2 separate regions of the Mus musculus genome follow, and region 2 is linked to region 1. Evidence: chromatin loops called from intact Hi-C (ENCODE). Cell type or tissue: heart. All regions are shown on one strand. Links, peaks and the distances in the headings refer to the core of each region. The heading gives the core; the rest is flanking DNA.

Region 1 (5,730 bases), core at 771-4,770:
CATGGTTGGGGGAGCACCCTCATAGAGGCAGGGGGAGGGAGATAGGGGAGACCTGGAAAGGGGAAAACACTTGAAATATAAAAAAAAAGAAAATATCCAAAATAATTTAAAAGAAGAACGAAAACAGTGTGATTTTCAGTGTCATGGTGGTACAAATGTATAAGAATTTCAAATTGAAGGACAATCCAGGCCACATATAAAGACCATGTCTGAATACACACATACACACACACACAAGCACACAAGTATTGTAAGGAAGCAAGAGACAGGAATTATAGGTCATGGAAACAAAGATAGACTAGAGATGGTGCTACTTTTTAGGAGCTAGAGAATAAAACAAACCTTTTAACTAGGAAACAAGGCCACAATAGGACAAAAAAGAAGCCCAAACAACACTGAAGAACATCTTGTTGACAAGACAAACGCTAATGTAATCGGTTTATACCAAAAAGAATATGCTCCAACAGTATAGGTGCTGAGGTTACATCTTACAAGAAACAGCCAGCATGGTTGTGGGCACAATAGCATTCCACTCTTTATTTATTCATTTATTTATTTATTTATTTTTGGTTTTCAAGACAGGGTTTCTCCTAGAACTCACTCTGTAGACCAGGCTGGCCTTGAACTCAGAAATCTGCCTGTCTCTGCCGCCCAAGTGCTGAGATTAAGGGCATGTGCCACCACTGCCAGGCTCATTCCACTCTTTATGATAATCAGGCCTTAGTGATTTAGAAATCACTTCAGACAGCACAGCTATAAATTGGTTTGCAATGATGAAATTTGCTTTTAGGTTTCATGAGTCAAAAGGTTAAAGAAAAGAAATTATAATTCCTTTCATTTGTCATTTTGTGTTCCATTTACACATTCAAACCCCCAAATAGCCAGTTGTTCTGTAGCGTTTGGAGATTGTTGAAGCAAACAACTCTGTTATTAGTTTTAAAAACGGAATTACAGTTGCATACCTGACTCATTGTACATGAAGTATATTTCATGGAGATAGACAGAGATAGAATAGTGAATATACTTTACGAAAAGAAAGGAACTAAGATTAAAGCTTTTGGATATTAAAAAATAAAACATGGTAACAGGCTACGTAAGAGAATACCTTTCTGCATTCTCAATTACTTTCCTGTATGTGAGGAAGGTAGAAGAATTTCCTAGCACTCTGCACTAAGTCAGGCATTGTCTTTATAACCATTAATATAATGAAGATGGATGTAATTCCAAGAGGTTTCCAAAATTCAATGATTTGTTTGTCTAATAAGAGAAAAGAAAACACCGAAAATGTCCTTGGCATGACTTGATACCATATACATCTATTTACATCGATCAACTGCCACCCCTGGAGCCCAGGGATTCAGATAGAACAAAGAATGTCTTGGCAGTTATGCTAAGAGTCAAAATTTACCTGAGAGGCTGTCAGAAATGGTTGTGCCAGAAACAAAACAACAACAAACAGCAGAATTTCAAACAGGAAAATAGTTAATAGTGTCTGTCTGTTTCTAATTCCTGGATTATTCCTGTAAGGGGCAGTGCGTCAGTATCCTATTTCTCTATTTTGGGGGTTATGTGGCATGTGCACCTTTTGAGAGATAGATAGAGTAGATTTCTTCAGAAGTAGACATAACTTGTTACAGTAGTTCTTTGTGTTTACCTCTTATCACACATTTTAGTAAATGATAATGGCTACTCAGAATGCCATACAGAAGCAGGCAGGATAGCCTATCAATTGCAGGAGGCTAACTATGATTTCTAGAGTTTCTCCTCCTTGAGAATGACTAAGATAGATAAAGGAATATCATTGGACATAAAGAAAAGTAGTTCATGGCCCTACTTGACACTACTGGGAAAATTCTAGAAATTAGTGTAGGCTATATCAAGGTAGTAACAGTTCCATAATTATAATTGAAGAGAAGCAAATAGAGATACCATGAACTAAACTTAGCATTTTGACGACACGATTCTCATCCTTTAAGAAAAATGTGCCTCTCTCTCTCTCTCTCTCTCTCTCTCTCTCTCTGTGTGTGTGTGTGTGTGTGTGTGTATGAAGAAAAATATCTGCAATGATTGAGTTTTTTTATTTATATAGAGAATGATTACAGCGTTGCTTAATGTTATAAAGGTGAAATAGAATCGTGGAATGTTTGTTGTTGAATAATTAAAATTTCAAGTATACTATCACTAGAGCAAACCACAGCTTAGAAACAAATCACCATATATAAGTATATGCTGTGTATGTATTCACCAGTGTCTCAAAGCAAACAGATTTGAGATTGTTTATGGTTCATCTGAGGACATTGGAAAACGCATTGGTCGAGTTAATGAAATATACAAAGATCGTTAAGGGTTTCTGAGAGATGAAGACTGTGTAGATAGTTCTACTGGGATTCAATATGTGCCACCAGAGAGATGAGGTAACAGCCTTCCTTCAGTCGCCCCCTTGTGGTGCAATCAAAAACTACAACTACTGACCAAAGCACAAATGAAGTACGGAAATGGCCGACTAAAGAACACTTCTCATCATTAATTTACTGCCCAAGTCTTTTTTATTCGCGATGGAGGAAGCTAACCGGTTCTGGAAGCCAAGTTGTGTAGCTTACAGGCATCAGTCACCCTCCATTCTTATCCTACACACTGATCAAGGAAGAGAAGCACAAATGGTTGCAAATGGATCTGAGAAATGATAGTACATTAGACGTCTGATTCAGAGCCTTTGTTCTCAAGTGCTGAGCAATTTCTCGGCATGGCCTTTGCATAAGCTATGGCAAGGATAACATTTTAATGCATCCAGGCCAGGAACGCTTTATGTTTTCCTTTGAGAATTCATAGAACAAAAGATTTTACTCTTTGAACTAGGGCAGAGTTGACTTGAATGGTAACTATATTTTTTGAGGAAGGGGCAGATTTGGTTATGGAACAAGTGTGTTATGTTAAAATATCATTTAAAAGTTTAATATAATTTAAGTAGCAAAAATAAAAATGACAATATGTTATGTGAGAATTCCACAATGTCTTTGCATCTGAGACAAATTATAAATATATTTGTGTTCATACTCTAAGAGTATGTGTGTGTCATATTTACATATGCATGCCTCAATCTGTGTCCTATTCAAACACCAGGGTAGAATTTGCATCTACCTTCTTTGCTCAATTAGAGCCTTTTTAAGAAGCTAAGCAAAGTTTTTTTTTTTTTAATTAAAAATAGCACCCCGTGAAACACTTGAATCTAAAATAGAATATGTGTGAAACTCAGACACTAAAATAGAATTTCTACCACCCCACAAATCCAAATGCTTTAATCAGCTCACTCTCTTTCTCTCTCTCTCTCTTTCTGTGTGTGTGTGCTTTAATGTGTAACATAATCATGTCTGTCTGACTTACTTAATGTCACCCTTTCAGGATTGTTTGTGGATTCGATGAAAATAATAAAATAAACACGTGTGAGAAACCCGGCTTTATTTTTTCATATGTAAAAGGTCACTATTTGATTCCATTGTCTCTGGTTTGCACTCTAGAACTGTAGCTTCACAGATGAACTTTGGCATGAGAGCCTGTGCTAGCTTGTGTGTTAGAGACTAACTATACAATTTAGTAGCTTTCGTCTAACTTAGCTCATATTCTCACCAATACAAATCTTCCCTTAAAATGGAATGTGCAATGAAGTGCAGTCTCTTTATTTTTGTAAGATCAAAGTCCACCAGCTTCTTATAGGTGGCATGTGATACCATTAATGTTATGCTAGGTTAACCACAGGCTCGTGAAAATTGACAAAAACGAAAGGTTGCATTTAAAACCAAATGCATAATGAATTCTAGGGTGTTCTTGTAGCATACCCCCATAATACATGACACAGCTACACTGCAGTACTGCTCTGAATCTGTAGCATGTAGGCATGGTTCCAAGCATGCTTTCCTGCCACAAACCAACAATGAACGCTGCTTACAAGACCTGACCTCTGGCTTGAGAATGGTGTTTGCTCTGTAATGAGGTGATTATACTGACATGCTGATCCTTATGCTCTTTTACAAACACAATGGCGTATTTACAGATATCAAAGATTTTATTGTGTTTGTCACTATTTCCCACCAGGGCTACATCACATTAATATATATATTTGTTCTACAGTATGTTAGAATGGTGTGTTTTACAGATTTCCATTTCACTTGCTAACTTGAGTCTCATAAAAAGGGAGATTTTGGCTTAGTGCAGATTTCTCTCAATTTACTTTGCCATTTGTGCTGGCTACGTATTTATGTGAAGTGGCATTGACAACTGTAAATTTTAACAAGTCATTCAATTCTGACAGATTTTGAAGACATCCTATATCTACAGTATTGAATGATCAGTCAAAATTTCCTCATGTAAAATATGTAAGCATATCCACTTTCTTTATAGACAAACTTGTTTTCATCCGTAATAAATGATAAAATCGGATGCATAAGAGACTTTAACATACATTTATCCTGGTTCTCTATCATTACATATCTCATCTGCATACTCAGGTAACATATTTCTGTAAATGAAAAGTCTTGTAAAAGTCTGGCAGAAGGAAATGAAATTCCAGTGGAAAATGTTTGTGGAATCACTAGCTAGAGTATTGGCTTCTAGATAATTTTCTTTTGTTGTTTTAAAAGTTGTAGGGCCTTCCAACTCTCCATTCTAGGGTCAGCAAAAGCAATTTTAATATTCAGAAGACCTATTTCCAGGAACTGGTTCTGTTGAAGAATTTTGCTTGAGTGGTGTTGAAAGAGCAAAGATATTCATGGAAGAGAAAAAATGGGAAAGTTTATACTATCCTAGAATCTGTTATTCAGTAAGTTGGTAATTTGCCTTCTTTTCCCTCTTTGGTACATTGTTGTTAATGCTCTTATCTTATCTGCTGCTGGTACACACAGTTGTATGTTGTGAACTCACATGTGTGTATGTCTTTGTGTATTGCATCAGATATTTGTATTACTATTTCACCCAGTTCCTAAAACACCTAAGACTTATTAGAAAGTTCTGCATGAAATTTGACTATTTTTAATACCAACAAACTGCATTTTACTACTTAAGATCTTTAATTCTCAAAAGTATTTTTCTTTTTTTTAATATTTTTTACTATTACGTATTTTCCTCAATTACATTTAGAATGCTATCCCAAGTATTTTTCATGTCAATTATTGATATCATTTTGGAGCTAACTGAATAGAGCTAAGTTTCTCAGAGAGAAGAAATCTTTTCTAGGACTTGTGTGAGCAAATGAGAGAAGTTTAACCTGCGCCAAGACTCTTGTGCTTATATTTTCCTCGGATGTGCTCCGAGGAAAATAAGAGACAGGGTCATCTCAATGTGCTGTTAGCGACTTTGCATTCTTGTGATTTTTTTTCCCCTTTACCCTATGAAAACAAAGATGGTACTCTTGTCACTTGAAACCAAACACTCACCAAGGTCCCATTTGATTAATTCCCATTCTGCTTTACATAGCTCATTTTCTGTATAGGATAAACACAAGGAAATGCGGAGGTAAAAATGGATATGAAGAGGTCAGTGAGGTGAGATGAAAGATATTTTCTTGGGGGAAATTGAAACATAATTTAAACACAATGAAATGGTTAGCAGTAGAAGCCAGAAGATAGAGTAAATGATAACTGGGTATTCATGGCTTTTGGGAAATTTTAATTAAATAGAATTTTGTTGTTGTTGAACATATGTTACTATTATTTTCTTATGTTCCCTCATAGTTCCTTA
Region 2 (5,730 bases), core at 983-4,982, 1.0 Mb before region 1:
ACACAAAACAGGAAATCAACGACAGAACCACAAATATAAAGACTTCTCTTTATACTCATATCCCACTGTCATCTGGCAATACTTTATTAAAAGCCTTGTTCAGGGTGTTAAACTCTTTAACGTTTCCAAATAAGAGAAATAGCTAACAATGCCCATGTAAAAAGCTATCAGGTGTGTGTGTCAACACTTTTATGAAAAAGTTATCTTGCAAATAGAACTGTATGTCTACCCATCACCGAATAGTATAACTGAGGTTTTATATGGTTCCTCAGATGAAACCTGTGGTGTCAATCTTCATAAAATCTTTTTAATCCACTTTATTTGGAAGGAGTCTTTAGATGAGAACTGAAACAAGCAGCTAAAATATAGTGCTGGTTTCCAAAGAGCATGCCTGTCTGAAACTCATTGATGATCCCTGGATATTGGTTCTAGTGAGATTAGTAAACAGCTTTTCTTACAGAGAGGTAAGCTATTTAGTTCAGCCAGCCACTCAATTCCCCTTCCACTCAAGTGGCTCAAAGCTAGCAAAGAGATTCATCCTGCCTGCAGGGGTCCCAGAACTGGTAGCTTAACTTAAGACTAGAGCGCAAGTCAGTGAACAGTCTCAATGATAATCGTTGGAAATTTCATGATTGCTAAAGTAACCAATTATTGTTTTAAACAATTCTGACCCAAACAATGTGGGAAATTAATATAAGGAATGGAGTTAGCATTTTAGAGCTAATTCATAGTTTTCAGTGGTTTCTTGTTCAAGCATGGTCATTTGTTTTAATGCAACCTTTACTTGGGTTATTTTAATGAGATCCTCCTCCCCTCAGATCATATATATATATATATATATATATATATATATATATATTACATATATATAGTTTATTTATATATTATATAGTTTATTTATATATGTTTTATATATATATTTTTTTTCATCAGTGTTAATTGCTTACAGTTATGTCTGAAGTATCCTGCATCTATAATGAAGAGATAGCACATGTCTCCAGTTCATCCTGCAGGCTGCACTGGCACATTCAAATTTGCCATAGTGACTGACAAGTAATAGCTTCAAGTGATGCTCAGTAGAATGCACTGCTTTTAAACTGCCAAAAGTCTTTCCCCAAACGCTTGCCTACATTTGGCAAAGTCCCTTTGGCTTTCCAAATTCAGATTGTTGAGAATGTGTGAAAAAAATTATAAATTTGAAATGTCCCATAAATTGTTGTAAATAAGGCACAATGTCTCTCTCAGTGTAATTAGTTGGACCTTTTTTAATGTGACGCATAAGTTGGAAACCTGTGTAGATCGAATATTTTTGGCAAATTAAAACGGTATAAATGGAAAAACAACCAACCATAAATCTTTGCCAATTTTAAAGTAGAAATCTTTTCTATCAAGTTTCTTAAATTATTTTAAAAACAGTCTAATGATGGATACTTCGCTCCTTCTTAGAATGGGGAACAAAACACCCATGGAAGGAGTTACAGAGACAAAGTTCAGAGCTGAGACAGAAGGAAAGACCACACAGACACTGCCCCACCCTGAGTTCCATCCCATATTCCACCAAACCCAGACACTATTGCATATACCAGAAAGATTTTGCTGACAGGACCCTGACATAGCTCTCTCTTGTGAGGATATGCCAATGCCTGGCAAATACAGAAGTGGATGCTCACAGTCATCTATTGGATGAAACACAGAGCCCCCAATGAAGGAGCTAGAGAAAGTACCCAAGGAGATAAAGAGGTCTGCAATCCTATAGGGGGAACAACAATATAAACTAACCAGTACCCCCCAGAGCTGTGCCTCTAGTTGCATATGTAGCGGAGGATGGCCTAGTCGGTCATCAATGGGAGGAGAGGCACTTGGTATTGCGAAGATCATATGCCCCAGTACAGGGGAATGCCAGGGCCAGGAAGCGGGAGTGGGTGGGTTGGGGAGCAGGGTAGGGGAGAGTATAGGGGGCTTGGGGGATAGCATTTGAAATGTAAATGAAGAAAATATCTAATAAAATGCCTTAATTAAAAACATTCTAATGAAATATAAAAATCACATAGTTTACAAATTAATGTTTATATAACTAAATTTTATCTGCAAGGATATATTTTTTTTAACCTTTGAAAACATGGTATCACACTGGCCTTGTGTCTGTGTTTTACAGTTAGCCAATAGGCTGTAAGAATCAGTTTTGTGCAGCATCTAACTTGTTTTCTTTTACTTCTGTAATGTATAGCTTACATACAAGATTTAAATAGCAGAGAAGATGTTATTTCTTGGCTAGAGACCAATTAAGTAACCACTGATGGAAGCAGTTGCTACCTGCCTAAAAGGAAGTCTGTGGTTTCCTTATTTAAACTGCTGAGTTTTAATGTCCATCAAAAGGCTGTTATCACAATGAATTATTCAACCATTTCAGTCTCCCACACTTTAGTACTACAACCATGGATTTCAAGCTGAAAAAAAAATGTAGCCAAAAGTCTCTACCCAAGAACTCGAATCGTTTTTTTCTGATTGTTTGTTTGTTGCTTTTGTTTTTGGTACTAGACATTTACAGATTGTTATGTCTGCTGTTTAAAAGTATATGCTTAATGGGTAAGTGTTTATAAATACTGAGAAAGAAGACTGACATATTAAATTTACCAAAAGTAGCTAGGACAATCGCTGATGACGTAGGAACAGCCCGCAGCACCTGGAAGAGGGCCTGGAAGAAAACCTTTCCTTAAAGATGAAAGGTCACTGCGTTTGGAGATGTCGGGTGTCATTTCCACTGTTTGTCCCTTGGTGGAGTTCTTGAGTCACTTTCTCTCTTTCCCGTGTACTTAGTGCTTTATATTTCTCTCCAGGACTGGCTAGCATGTTTACTGTATTTAACCTTTTTCTCGCATTCTTGTGAATAATAGAGCGTCTATTATAAATGAAAGACTCCCGACCCTGAAACCCTGCCGCTGGCACTTGCTTCTTAGCCTTACTGAAAACTTTGTTGTCCTTACTTTTTTTTGCCAGTCTTCATTTTTAAAAGGCTTAAGCCACTTAAGGGACCCCCAAATACTATCCCTGCCACCCTGCTCTGTCACCAACGTTCTTAACTGAAAAAGTACTTGAACTGTTAAGTTTGGAGGACGGTGTTTGGCAAAGAAAAGCACTCCGATTTTTCTTTGACATATATTAGCATGGGATATCTGGATTTTAATTAATTTCATTTTTATGTCTGCTTTATTTTACATGTATGCTTATCACGGGGCATTTCCTTTTAAATAACAAAGAAAAGATCGTAAACGTTTCAATCTTCCCTAAAACATTTTGCTCCCTCCAAATGATGACGTCCTGTTACTGATGAAGGCAGTCTTTAGAACACTACTCCTTTTCGGTTTTGTCTGCCAGAGAAGCCGCGGCGGCGGCAGAAGCAACTGCAACCTCTTTAATTTCTTGCAGCCGGTTACACTTTTTGATCCCATTTCCTCGTGAACCTTGCCTCTCAGGTTGAGACGATAAAAGCAGCCTCGGGTGTGAGAGACCGGGTGGGGTCTGTGGGTGGGAGCGAATCCGGATATCACATTCCCCTGGTGAGGTCTGCTACTGGGAGGATTAAGTCCCTGGGTTCCATTTAATGAAATTGCTGAGCACTTGTGACACTAGCTCTAAGACTGCGGAAATGGGGCGGGGGGGGGGGGGGGACGGGACTACTGCTCGCCTTCATTCACCCTGCACACGGGCTGGAGGCTACAGCAGTGGTGTGAGCGCCCAGACAGGGGGCGGAAGAGGATTGGGAGCAACGGCCGCCGCAAGGGCGCTAGGAGGGTGTCACCCCCTTTACCTCCCTTTACCCCACTTTACCCCCCTTTACCCTCTTCCCGCCCATTCCATTCTCGTCCACAGGAACCGCTGGGGGAGGGGGAGGCGGCAAAGGAGCTGCCACTTCTCTGGCGGAAAGGTCGGAGCTGGCGACTGGTGGGGGAGGGAGCAGAGCAAGGTTTCCCGGCCCAACAGCAGCCTGGCCGCGCTGCTATCCATGCAACACACGTCGGACCCATTTCCCACGCTGGCTTGGCTCCGCGGCAGAGTCGGTGGGGATAAGTGGGGAGGGCGAGAGGAGGTTACCTCCCTCTCTCAGAGGAAACCACTACAGTGTGAAGGACGCGCTGCACCCCTGTCCCCTAATCGTCGTGGGGAGGAAATATATGCAAACTCTAGGCAAGAGTAGACCACGCAGTCCCTCCCTCCACCCTTGTCAAGAGCGGCGGGAAAATGCTTGAAGAGGCAGAGGAGGGTTATTCAAGTTTATGGTCTGACAAGGGAAGAGGGAGTGCATAATGTCTTTCTGCCCACACGATTGCTTGAAGTTTGCAAAATTCTAGTAAGGCGATGAGGGGAGTGAGTGCCACACTACCACGCATCGGAATGCACAGCGCAAAGCCTCGCAGTGGAGGTGACGTCCCCCTTCCCATTCCAGTCTGGATCGGGAGAAAGCTGGCATTCAGATAAACCTCTATTCTTCCAAATGTGAGGGGGACATCGCGTTACTGCCACTTCGTCGGCCGCTGAGGCGCTGCGGCGCCAGCCCCCTCCTTCAGACTGCGGCGGTGCGCACTGAGCCTGCGCGCCAGGCTTTTCTCGCTGATGCTGCAGATACAGAGCTGAGAGCTCTGGTGGCGGCGGCCGGAGGGTTACGGGGAAGGCCGTTCTCGCCGAGGAGGAGGAGCCACCCCTCCCGGAAAGATGCTGCTTTATGGGACAGGGAAATATTCGTTAGCTCCTGGCACATACTACTCACGGTTCCGTCCTCCGCGCTTCCACCCCCGCCCCTCCTGGGAGAGCTTTTGGAAACCACTGTCGCTCCCCCGCCCCCAAACACACTCCTCGCCGCGCTCCTCCAAACAACCGCGCGCTTCCTTTGCTCCTAGACTTTATTGGTGTTTGACTTATTTAAGTCATTCTGCCTCCTCTGGTCTCAGAGTAAAATTGATTCCGTGAGCATTAGATCGGGCATGCAAATTCGTCTTTAAAGGAACCCTTAAATTCCTAGCAACATTCTCCGAGATAGTAAGGACCCGACACAAACTCCACCTACTACCTTCGTCTTTTCTTAATCTTTCGGTAGAGGGTCTTTATTTTGACAGTGTGAAATACATGAGAAGTGGGCTTCGGTTCGAAATACACCACCAGCCCTGAGATCTGACTTGGCAGACTGCGGTGGTCATGAGTGAGAACCGGGGAAGCCTCACGCCCGGGAATGGCAGGGAGGATCACGAGGCACAAAGTCAAAAGGAGAGAAAAGAGGTTAAGCATACTCGGTACACAAAGTTGCCATTAAAGTTTATTTCCCTTATATCCAGATAGGTGACGCTACACTTTGCCGGTTACTAAAAGCTGCAGGCTCTGCTTAGAAAATAATACCCAGGCTTCTAGCATGTGTTTTATTCCCCAGGCGCGTGCACACACGGTCTATCCCCAGTGAGAGCCGGATGACAGGAATTCCAAGCATTTAAACAAAGGCAGGCATTCTCCCCTCCCCAACCCAGACCTCCAAAGTCTGGGCTCCAAAAAAGGATCCTCTCTGGCTCTCGTTGGAGTTTGATGCTCTCTCTTCACTACTGCAGCCCGTCACGGTTTGGCAGAACACAAGCTTGGCTTTCGGAACTCAGACATCGACCTCAGCCTACCAGTAGCAATTCACTAACCCAGATGCTAAATTGCGAAACGAAGACACGTTGCGGGTGGGAGTTGGGGCGGGAGGGG

What was found. A loop is a pair of places that touch in the nucleus more often than their neighbours do. Peaks named below come from ENCODE experiments on the same cell type or tissue, not always from the same donor. Only the 100,000 strongest peaks of a DNase experiment are listed, where the experiment ranks them.
Region 2: a loop joins it to region 1, with 7 times the contacts of the local background. A loop is called at or near these places in 18 of 42 quality-filtered maps.

The regions. Positions count from the first base shown.
Region 1 is chr5:58,734,365-58,740,094 of GRCm38, forward strand. No RefSeq gene overlaps it. Among named protein-coding and RNA genes, the nearest start is that of Gm40306, 53 kb to the right of the region's middle. In heart, for the core only: a CTCF peak has its summit at 2,446 (motif pointing left); no DNase peak of the experiment used is centred there.
Region 2 is chr5:57,711,327-57,717,056 of GRCm38, forward strand. All of the region lies in intron 1 of 4932441J04Rik (RIKEN cDNA 4932441J04 gene), which reads right to left. It also overlaps a transcript of Pcdh7 not described here. Among named protein-coding and RNA genes, the nearest start is that of 4932441J04Rik, 3.7 kb to the right of the region's middle. In heart, for the core only: CTCF peaks have their summits at 2,767 and 3,741; DNase peaks (open chromatin) are centred at 3,855 and 4,615; H3K4me3 peaks cover 2,409 bases; H3K27ac peaks cover 2,115 bases.